Linked DNA regions of Homo sapiens: region 2 is linked to region 1. A link is an interaction called in ENCODE POLR2A ChIA-PET data of the cell type or tissue named here. Cell type or tissue: GM12878. All regions are shown on one strand. Each heading gives the region's core, and the rest is flanking DNA. Links, peaks and the distances in the headings are about the cores only.

The links. Peaks named below come from ENCODE experiments on the same cell type or tissue, not always from the same donor. Only the 100,000 strongest peaks of a DNase experiment are listed, where the experiment ranks them.
Region 2: POLR2A ChIA-PET joins it to region 1 with 5 read pairs; 1 of 35 experiments calls an interaction of 5 or more read pairs at or near these places.

What each region holds. Positions count from the first base shown.
Region 1 is chr21:29,122,363-29,127,739 of GRCh38, forward strand. It overlaps a transcript of MAP3K7CL not described here and the pseudogene RPL12P9. Among named protein-coding and RNA genes, the nearest start is that of MAP3K7CL, 5.6 kb to the right of the region's middle. RefSeq lists an enhancer at 263-332 and a silencer at 3,020-3,069. In GM12878, for the core only: a CTCF peak has its summit at 3,108; a DNase peak (open chromatin) is centred at 3,029; H3K4me3 peaks cover 1,269 bases; H3K27ac peaks cover 2,668 bases.
Region 2 is chr21:29,233,262-29,238,638 of GRCh38, forward strand. The region is part of intron 1 of LINC00189 (long intergenic non-protein coding RNA 189); the gene reads left to right. Among named protein-coding and RNA genes, the nearest start is that of LINC00189, 42 kb to the left of the region's middle. RefSeq lists enhancers at 266-445, 876-975, 2,651-2,730, 3,968-4,067. In GM12878, for the core only: a CTCF peak has its summit at 130; DNase peaks (open chromatin) are centred at 93, 520 and 2,640; H3K4me3 peaks cover 1,044 bases; H3K27ac peaks cover 4,502 bases.

The DNA of each region.
Region 1 (5,377 bases), core at 141-5,140:
CACGGATGGCTTAAGTGTTTAACAGCTCAATGTGACAGCCCTCTGTATCCTGAGCTCTCATTCAGTGTCCAGGAAGAATCAGGTTGCACGAACGAATTGAAGATGGTAAATTGTGGGCGATTTTATTGCCAATGAAACTGGCTTTTAGTGGAATGGAGAGCTGGAAAGGGGATGGAGCGGGAACGTGGTCTTCCCCTGGAGTTTGGCCATCCACTGCCAAACTCTTCTTCGAGGCCCTGCCGTCAAGCCGTCCCTCTTAAGTTAAGCTGCTTCTCACCAACGTCTAGCTGCTGCTGCTTTTCTCTACTTCTCTGCCGCTCTGCTGCCAGTGGCGGCTGGGGTTTTTCTGGGTACAGGATGGGGGTCAGGGCAGGCCAGGGTGATTTTGGAAAAGGCAACATTCGGGTGGGAAATGAGGAATGCATGTTCTTACTTTGGGCCATGGGTCCAGGTTTGAGGGTGGGGTCCTCACTGGGGACTGCCCTCTTCTACCCAGTATTTTCCTGCCTCCTGTCTGTATCAATTGTATTTTAAATTTGTTACTTTATTTGAATTTAAATTATAAAATTGGTTGATAAGAACTTTGTACATTTGATTTTGTAAGAGTTTTATAAAAAGATTATATATAGTTTTATGCTTATACTTAAGTAATGCTATTTTCAAAATGAAGTCAATACTGGAGAAGAAATGATCTTTTTTTTTTTTTTTTTTTTTTTTGAAATGGAGTTTTGCTCTTGTTGCCCAGGCTGAAGTGCAATGGCGTGATCTTGGCTCACTGCAACCTCTGCCTCCTGGGTACAAGTGATTCCCCTGCCTCAGCCTCTGAAGCAGCTGGGATTACAGGTGCCCACCACCAGGCCTGGCTAATTTTGTATATTTTTAATAGACATGAGGTTTCACCATGTTGGTCAGGCTGATCTCAAATTCCTGACCTCAGGTGATCCACCTGCCTTGGCCTCCCAAAGTCCTGGGATTACAGGCATGAGCCACTGTACCCGGCTGATCTTTTAAATAAATGTTATTCGCTGTCTATGAAGTAGTCCTGCAAAAAAAGAAAGTCACATCTGAATCTGACCGAGTTTCTAGATCCAATGGCTAATTTACAGTGGACAGAGAGAACAGAGAAGCATATTAAAAAACATTATGGAGGTGTAACTTTGGGAACTCTATAGTTTCTTTAACAAATAAATTTGCAAAAAAAGAGGGAGGAAGAGTAATTGTAGATTTATAAATATAAAAACTTAGCAGTCCATCATGTGTCCGGACTTTGGATCTTGATTAAAAATTTAAAAATTAATGGAGAAAACAATTGAAAATGTTTGTGATAAAATTGGAGGTTTGAATGCTGTCTGATGATGGGTAATGTTGGGGAATTACTGTGGTGGTGGTTGTTGGTGTGATGGTGCTATTTGGTTCTGTTAATGAAGAGAGTGCTCTTCCTTTTTGGGGTACACACTGGGATATTAACAGATGATGAGAAATTTATGTTTTCCTTAGGATAACATTAAGAAGGTAAAGTAAATCTATCTATACTATAATAACAAGCTTTAAAATTTGGTGCTGTTAGTCCTTCTAGGTTATATTCTTGGGAAAGATATAAATACTAAAATATAAGATAAACATTATTTTCTCATACAGTCAAAAATATTAAAGGAAATTTATTCTTTCTCCAAGAGTCTGCTGTCTAGGTGTTTATAGAAAAGGAACACAGGCCAAGGGTGGTGGCTCATGCCTGTAATCCCAGCACTTTGGGAGGCTGAGGCTGGTGGATCATGAGGTCAGGAGTTCAAGACCAGCCTGGCGAAGGTGGTGAAACCCCATCTCTACTAAAAAATACAAAAATTAGCTGGGCGTGGTGGCAGGCACCTGTAATCCCAGCTACTCAGGAGGCTGAGGCAGGAGAATCGTTTGAACCTGGGAGGCGGAGGTTGAGGTGAGCCGATATCGCGCCACTGTGCTCTAGCCCGGGCAACAGAGTGAGACTCCGTCTCAAAAAAAAAAAAAAAAAAAAAAAAGAACACATGTGTCACATTTAATTAACTTTAAATGGTAAACTCAAATTGTATAAAACCATTTAAGTTTTCATAAATAAAATATTTAGATAAAAGATTAATCCATTTAGATAAATAGATAGCTAAATCAAGTTAAAAAGGCAAAACAGTGGCTACACACACATCACGTTATTCCCATCTGGGGAAACCCTGAGTTAGTCCATGCTTGCTTGTTGGCTATACAAATCAAGGGTCCAAAAACTCTGAGGATCAGGTAAAGTCTGTCCCACAGCCTGTTTTGGTATGACCCAGGAGCTAAGAATGGTTTTAATATTTTAAAATATTTGACAAATATCAAAAGGAGAATAATCTTTGGTGACATTTGGAAATTATATGAAATTCTAATATCAGTGTCTGTACTTTTACTGGAATACAGCTATACACATTTACTTACTGTTTTTGTAAATAAAGTTTTACTGGAGTCATCCATCCATTTGCATATTGTCTATGACTACTTTCAACTTAGAACAGCAGAGATGAGTAATTGTAACAGAAAGTGTATGGCCTGAAAAACCTAAAATATTTATCTCCTGGCCCTCTACAAAAAAAGTTTGTCAACCTAGATGAAAAAACTGAGTCCTGGAGGTATGAAGTCTCTGGTCTAAACTTCCACAGCTTTTGAATGCAGCATCACAATGCAAACCCAGGTCTTCTGAATCTAGGTACCCTTTGGATGTGGTTTTTTCCTATGTTTTTGCCCCCTTGAAAAAATGATTTCTATTTACATAGTGCCTGTTTTATTTCTGGCATTGTTGCACGTACTTGTATTGCTCTTTTAATTGTCATAACAACCTGTAGGACAGGTACTATGATTATCCCCCATTTTATACTTGGGGAATTTGTGGCATATAATTTATTAAGTAATTTAACCAAAGTCCTACATGAGTAAGAGACAGAGCTGGGTTGGAGACCCAGGTGGCCTGACTTAAATGTTGCACATTGCTCTGTCTCCTTCATTAAGGGAACCACAAAGCTAGTGAAAGAGAAACCATTGAGTGGTTCAGTGGTTCTAACCCCTGTCATTCCTCTCTTGAGCTTTGGGGGCACGAATGATATAGGGTTGATCATTCTGCTATCTTAAGCCTGAAGTGAACTTTGATTAGGAAAAGTGGCTCCCAGTTACCCTTAAAATCAAAGGCTGTGACAGTATGTGATCAGAAATCCTTACTCTAGAAACATACAATTTTTCTTTGTCAATTAAAATAAAAAGAAGTTCCTGGGGGAGGTGGTGTCTTGTTTTTGTCGTTGAGCCTTGATCCTTGCTTTGTGGTTTTTCATTGCATTGCCCTACGAGAAGGTTTGAGAAGGAGTAACAACATTACTGCAAGTTAGCACTGCAAGAAGGCTTCCTGGGAAACCTGGGAAACCTTACCTGACATTTCACTGGGGTCAGGAGCGGAGGAAGAGGCTCCTCCAAAGAGCAATGGCACAAGACCAGCTCACAGTATGGAACAGGTCCCGTGGCACTTTCTTACCATGGCCTGCACATGCAGTCTCATGAACCAATTGGAAGAGGTGTTTATTCACTGGTGTTTTCTTCAAACAGATGTATCAGTGCTTCATAGAAAAGCAGGGTTAATACATAACTTTGGGACTTTTGCTTTACTAACTGAGAAATCTGACAAAATTTTTTTATGGGGATGGAGTTGGGAAGAATGAATTGAAGAAAGTGGCAGCAAAAGAAGAGTTACTTCTCCCAGAGGACTCTGCATGTGCCATACGGCACTGTGGGGGGAGCTGTGCCTTGGCTGTCCACTGGATGTTCAGTCAGGATAAGGCCGTCCACTGGATGTTCGATCTGGAGAGGCTGGCAAATTATAGTCTGCAGGCCAAATCCAGGCTGCTCTCTCTTTGTAAATAAAGTGTTTTTGGAACACAGCCATGTGCATTTGTTTCCTGTTTTTGTCAATAAAGTCAGAGCCCATCCATTCCTATACATGTTGTCTATGGCTGCCTTTATGCTACAGAGGCAGAGATGAGTAGTTGTGACAGAGATCCTTAAGAGCTCATAAGTGTAAAATATTTCTTTCTTTCTGTTTTTTTGTTTGTTTGTTTGTTTTTTGAGATGAAGTTTTGCTCTTGTTGCCCAGGCTGGAGTACAATGGTGTGGTCTTGGCTCACTGCAACCTTCACCTCCCGAGTTCAAGTGATTCTCCTGCCTCAGCCTCCTGAGTAGCTGGGATTACAGGCACTCGCCACCACGCCTGGCTAATTTTTGTATTTTTAGTAGAGACGGGGTCTTACCATGTTGGCCAGGCTGGTCTCAAATTCCTGACCTTAGGTGATCCGCCTGCCTCGGCCTCCCAAAATGCTGGAATTACAGATGTGAGCCACCGTGCCTGGCTCACAAGTGTAAAATATTTCTAATATGGCCCTTTAGAGAAAAATTGTGCTGACCTCTGGATATAATGGAAGAGTGATTATTTTGCCGTCATGGAATATTTCTTTGTTGGAGACTACCGGCCGTATATGTCACATAGCAATACAGAGCTGACTTTAAAATGTTGGGGAAAATGTCTTCTCAACTATTCTCTAAATGCTATGAATAGCCATTAAAATTTCTTTTTTAAAATTTCCAGAATGAGGGTCTACCCAGACTACTGAGTCACTATGGCAAAGCCTGGGAATGGGTATTTTTTAAAGGCACCTAGTAATCAGGTACTTTTGAGAAACACTAGCCTGGAACATACCAAGCTACATACGTATTGAGTTGTACTGAGAAATTGATATTGCATAATTGTGACAATAGTCTATGGTAGGAGTGTATTATTGATCATAATTCAGAAGCAAGTCTAGAGCTCAGTATGTGAAAAGCTCCTTGAATATTATTGAAAATAACTTTCCAAATAACTGTAAAAACACATTTGTTGCTGAAAATAATAAAATAAAAATTATACATTATTGCCACCATCAAGAAACATACTGTTAATCTGTTTATATATTGATGCAGAAACACATCCTTTCTGGATTGAATTTATATAATTCTATTAAATTCTTAAAATACCATGTAGTTATTTTGGGTTTCAGTTATGGGAAGGGATTTCACTTGGATTTCAGATTTGTTACTCTCTTGAAAGTGTTTGGATAAAGAGCCAAGAAATACATCATTGCTCATATGGGAACAGAAAAGCTGGTAAATGTTAATTGTGACTGAAAACCTTGAATTTATGTTATCAGATTCAGAAAGAGAACATTTAGACAATTTAGATGTATTTTTTTTTGTTCCTTTCTCATTGTTGTCAAATTATCTTTTAATGAAATCTTTTTCTTTGTAGCCCTTTACCAACTGGGCATCTACCACACCTCTCTTGATGTCATTTTTGATG
Region 2 (5,377 bases), core at 52-5,051, 110 kb after region 1:
GCAAACGCCAACCTCTAACCAATCCAGCCGTTCTGTACCTCACTTCCAATTTCTGAACGTCATTTCTCTTTTTTTTTTTGGTCTATAAATCTTCCACCACATGGCTGCGCTGGAGTCTTTGTGAATCTGCTGTGATTCTGGGGGCTGTCTGATTTGTGAAACGTTCATTGCTCAATTAAACTCCTTTAAATTTAAACCGACTGAAGTTTTTCTTTTATCATGTCCCAAAACAGGAACATTCTGAGGTACTAGAGGTTTGGAGTTCAACATATACATTTGGCGGAGGTTGCAGGAAGACAATTCAGCCCATAGCATGTACCTACCTAAGGTCTTAACTGGTAAACAAACAAACAAAAAACCAACCTAGTTATAGTTTTAAATTTGTTTCTATTTTATTTCCCATGAGGTAATCTAAAAGAACCTGGGGAATCCAGGTGCTTTTCAAAGCAGTACTTGTATGGTGTTTCATCATTACCTCTCAGCGGGAGGGAAATGAAACTCAGACGGGCCCATTTGGTTTCTATGATACCAGCTTTCCTCACCTTTCTTGGGGAGAGTGATTTTGAAACTATGGGCTACAAAAGACTTTTGGATTATGTGTGAGCTATGCTCTCTCTCTGGGACTCCTACTATGCTTTGTGATTGTGAAAATAAGTGATTCAAAATCTAAGCTGTTGGAACTCTAAATTATTTTGAGCCATAAGGAAATGTGAATTATGGGGCCTGAGTCACAAGACAGGCAGCTGTAAACTAGGCAGCTGTGAACTTTTTGTAATATTTTTGATTGTCTGAATTGTCTTTTCCCTTACCTACATTATTTTGTAAAATGTTGTGAATGGTTGTAGGACGTGCGACAGGTGTAGCTCACCTGCTTGGTCGCCCCAAAGCTCAAAGGAGGAGCATGCAGACAGGCAGGTGCAGAGGCCAGTACAAGCACTTTTGGGCTCCTGTCCCACGGCAGAGTCTAGGGGTGGGTCTCTGTGTCACTCGAAGCCCATGTAGGCATGTATTACAAAGCTCTTTCAGATTTGTTGTCTGCAGACGGCTTGTGTGTTAATCAGCTTAACGGACCCTCTGCCTTATTGTGAGGGCAGGGGGCCAGCGTGACAACTTTCTTTATCCCAAGCTCTTGTCCAGTGTCCTGAAAGAATCAGATCACACATGGGCTTGAAGGATGAGTGCAAGGTTTCATTGAGTGGTGGAGGTGGCTCTCAGTGAGATGGATGGGGAGGCAGAAGTGGGGATGGAGTGGGAAGGTGGTCTTTCCCTGGAGTCGGGCATCCAGCGGCCCAACTCTTCTCCAGCCACCCCTGGCCAAGCTCCCCTATGAGTCCAGACATCCTTCCTTTTCTCTCTTTCTCTGCTGCATTGTTCCACTGTCACTGGTCTGCTGGTTCACTGGTCCACTGGTCTGCTGGTCTTGATGTCCAGCTTCTTGTGTATGTGCCCGCTAAGGTCTTGGGTTTGTATGGGGGCAGGATGGGGGGTGCATGGCAGGCCAAAAGGCAAATTTTGGCCATGAAAACAGAAATGCCTGTCCTCCTTTAGGGCTGCCGGTCTTCAGGCTTGAGGGTGGGCCGTTTGTTGGGGAACCGCCCCCTTCTACCCAGTATTTCCCTGTTTCCTGTCCATATCAGTGAAGGATGCCAGAGGAGACCCCTTCCCTCTTACTATTGACTTTCATTATAGATTAACCTCTTTCTTCTCACACAAAAACTTTATGGCCATCTCAATGCCTCAAGATGGAATGTTAAGCACACTCTTTTAAAATCAAAAGGAAATGAAAAGGAGCGATAAAGAAAAGAAAACAAGCTGCATGGAAAAGAAAAGAAAAGAAACTGATTAATTTGTTGTAACTCATAAACTGGCCCTGTATTGAAAATGTTGTAATCTTGTTAAATTTCTTTGCTTTTTCCTATATAAAAGAGAATTTAGCTTTTAACTTCAGAGCACTACCCCCATTTCTCTGGGACAGAGCATCCAGAAATGGCCATTCCCAGCTTTTTGCTTGAATAAACTCTCTAAAATTGGAATCTGACCCTTTAGATTATTTCAGGTTGACATGATGAGGAGTTGGCTATAAAGTCACTGCTCTGGCAAAGACTGAATTTCTCTCCTAGTATCAATCCAACACCACTGTTGCCCTGATACATACTGCATTACTGTGGAAGGTTTAAAATCAATCTACTTAGTATTTTCCCTTTTGTAGAAGTGGATTTTAATTATTTCAAGGATCAGGTTTATGGTGTGGGGTGGGGGCTCCAGGGATGTGGGGAGGGTAGCATCACAAGGAATTTTCCTCCAAAATGAGTGTAAGCTCAAGTCCTCTCTTGTGTCTGCTTTGCCTTACTTTGCAGGGAAAGAACCCAAGTTGCATGCAACTTCCCATCTAACTTCTCATTCTCTCTTAATTTTCAAACTTGTTTTCATCCCTATTAATAGCCAGGTCATAGAATCATTTTCAGAAACATTTCAGGTGCTTCAGGATTTTTGAAACCCTTTAGTTCGCATGGTTTGAGTGTGTCACAGGTTAGTAAACCCTCAAAGCTATGCTGTCATGGTTATTGTGTGGTTTATGCCGAGAGAAACTGGTCATAGTCTGCCCCAAGTAGCAATTAATGGGGACCCTGAGGGGCAGTCGGGAGAAGTGACTAAATCAATCCAGCAAGCTCTAGAGAAGCATTTCCTCTTGAGAAGTTCACTATTTTGTGAAAATCAAACGCAACCAAATGCCAGGGGAAAGAACATCTCCCACTGGAGCTTGACAATATTTGTAGAATTAAGTGAAGTTGTGTTTCTGGTGGTTGAAAGTGTCTGTTTGTGATCTCATGTATTCTATTTTGCTGAATAGGTACTTAGGATCTGATTTGGGAGGAAATGAAAGCATGACCACTGGCAAGAGTCAGAAAGAGCTACAGGCATTGGCATTTTCTGTCTATTTCTAAGATCTTTTTGTCAATCCGGTGTTTGGAAACAACTTTCAGTCTACCTGCAGGCATTTTAAATGAGTCCTTTACCTTGTTTCTCATAGGAAAACTTCATTTAGCTGCATCCACTCCAGGCAAGTTCTTTGTTTTCACTACTTGTCAGTGTTTTTTCTTAATCACTTCCCTCATCTTCCTTCCTCTCTGAGCCCCTCCTTTTCAACCTCCTCCAGTTCCCTACCCCCAGCCCCTAATGGAGTGTGATGTATTATACTTACGCTTTATGAAATTCTCATTAGGGAGGATCCTGTCCATTGACAATAATGGTTGACTTGCAGAATTCTCAAATATGAAGTTTCAATGGTTTGTACATCACATATTGATTTTCTTTCCTTCCACATGTGGATAATATCCACACAACAGTATCTCACACCCCTATTCTTTGTGAAAACATTATGTGGAAAAGTCGATGTCTTGGGTGGATCAATTGTCAATAACAACAGTGTTTCGGATACATAAGCCCTTCCTGTTGTAGTCACACCTTCTCTCTGACTTTAGGGGCTCCTACAAGGTCCTTGTATTTATTTCAGAATAGGCTAGTGTAGAGACTTAAGGAAGAGCTCTCGGCATCAGTCAGGAATTCATCGGTCAGGCCCTGAGCCCTGCCTCTGCCATGCTGTCATTGACTTTGGCCTTAGGTGGGTCATTTTGCATCTCTGGGCCCAGTTTCCCCACCCTTAAAAGAAGAAGACTGGCCTGTCAGGAGTTCTAGCATCCTTGTGATAGGTCATCCTTGTTGGACAATCCTTGTTTTGTTCCCATTAAGCTTTACTTGCCAGTGAGTTCCTTTTCGTCCTTTTGTAGATTCCGTAAGACCCAGAGGGTGAGTCTAGCCAAAGAGGGAATCAAGCTGGGCTAGCCAAAGAATGTATCCTCTTTGCTCCTAATCTTCTGAAGAATAAGTCACTCCAGAGGCAGGAGGAACCATCTCTGATTGAGCCAGTGAGCATGTGGCTGGCTGTCCTTATGAGCCCCAGGCCCCACCATCAGAGCTAAGCTTGCCAAGGAATGCGGTGTTCCTTCCATAGCTCTGCTTCAGATCTGCTTCCCAGCCCTGTCTGTCCTTCTTGGATTAGGCAGCAGCATTCTAGGAACAAATCCCCTTTGCTCAGCCATGCATCACTGCCTTCCAACTCATTTTCTGAATCTCACAGTTCTTGTCCCCTCCCTGCTGGTCCTGGCAAGACTGAATTTGTCAGGCCTTGTTGAGTTCCTGTAGCCTGGTGCATGTGGTTAGGACCTAGGTTGCTTTTGGCTGCTCTAGATATTTTTAAGTACTTTTAATTGATTGGAAAAACATGCTAACTTTGAGTTTTAAAGTATTTGTAATTATACCCCCCCAAGGCCACTGACTTAGCTGTGGGGTTGTCAAAGAGCCATTAATAAGCAAATTAAAAGGAAGAGGTGGAGCCGTAAAAGCAGTTGCAGAACTAGAAGCCAAAAGCAGCACTTTCTGTTTAGTGACTGTAATAGCCCTGACTGTGTGTGGACTCCTGAGATGGAGGACAAGTGAACTTACTATGTGTTTGAAAAAATGGTTGCAGTGGGGCAAATATAAACCTATGCTGTGCCACACTCCTTCAAGGCTGATCTATTTCATGGCCACTTCCAGAATTGTGCAACAGGTGACCTCCAGGATAACTATGGCTTATCTTACAGCAACGTAGTTCATCTAGGATAGAAAATTGTACCTTTATCCCTGGTACCTTCTGACTACAGATGACATAGTGCTTGAACCAATCCTATCTAATCTCTTTCCACTCATTTTTAGAATAAAAGCCAAGCCTCTCATGGATTGGGATGCCCTTAGAGAAAGAATGCTTATTTCAATGCAGTTGTGTTACTGCTTCGTGGTGTCATATATATTAGTCAGTTTCACTGCAATAATATATAGTCTCCAAATCTCAGGGGCTCACGCCAACAAATTTTCATTTCCCACTTGCATTACATAGTGATGGTCATGCACTGATTGCTACAGTTCTGCTCCCAGTGTCTTCTCTTTCCTGGAATCAGAAACATAGCCATGTATAGTTGGGACTTGCTATTTTTGTTTCATAACTGCATTTTTGTACCCAGTAGCTGTCTGCACTCCTTCCCCTTCCCTGTCCTCTTCCCAGCCTCTAGTAACCATCATTTTACTCTTTACCTCCATGAGTTCAATTGTTTTGATTCCTAAGTCTCACATATGAGTGAGAACCTGCGAAATTTATCTTTCTGTGCCTGGCTTTGGGACTGCTGTTTTTGTGGCAGAAAGAAAAACAGAGTATTGGCTGGAAAATGTCATGCTTCAAAGTGTTTGCTTGAACTGGCACACTGTCACCTCTGCTTACATTTCACTGGCCCAGACACCTCATGTTGCCAAGCCTGAAAACATGGCAGAGAAATATTCTCCA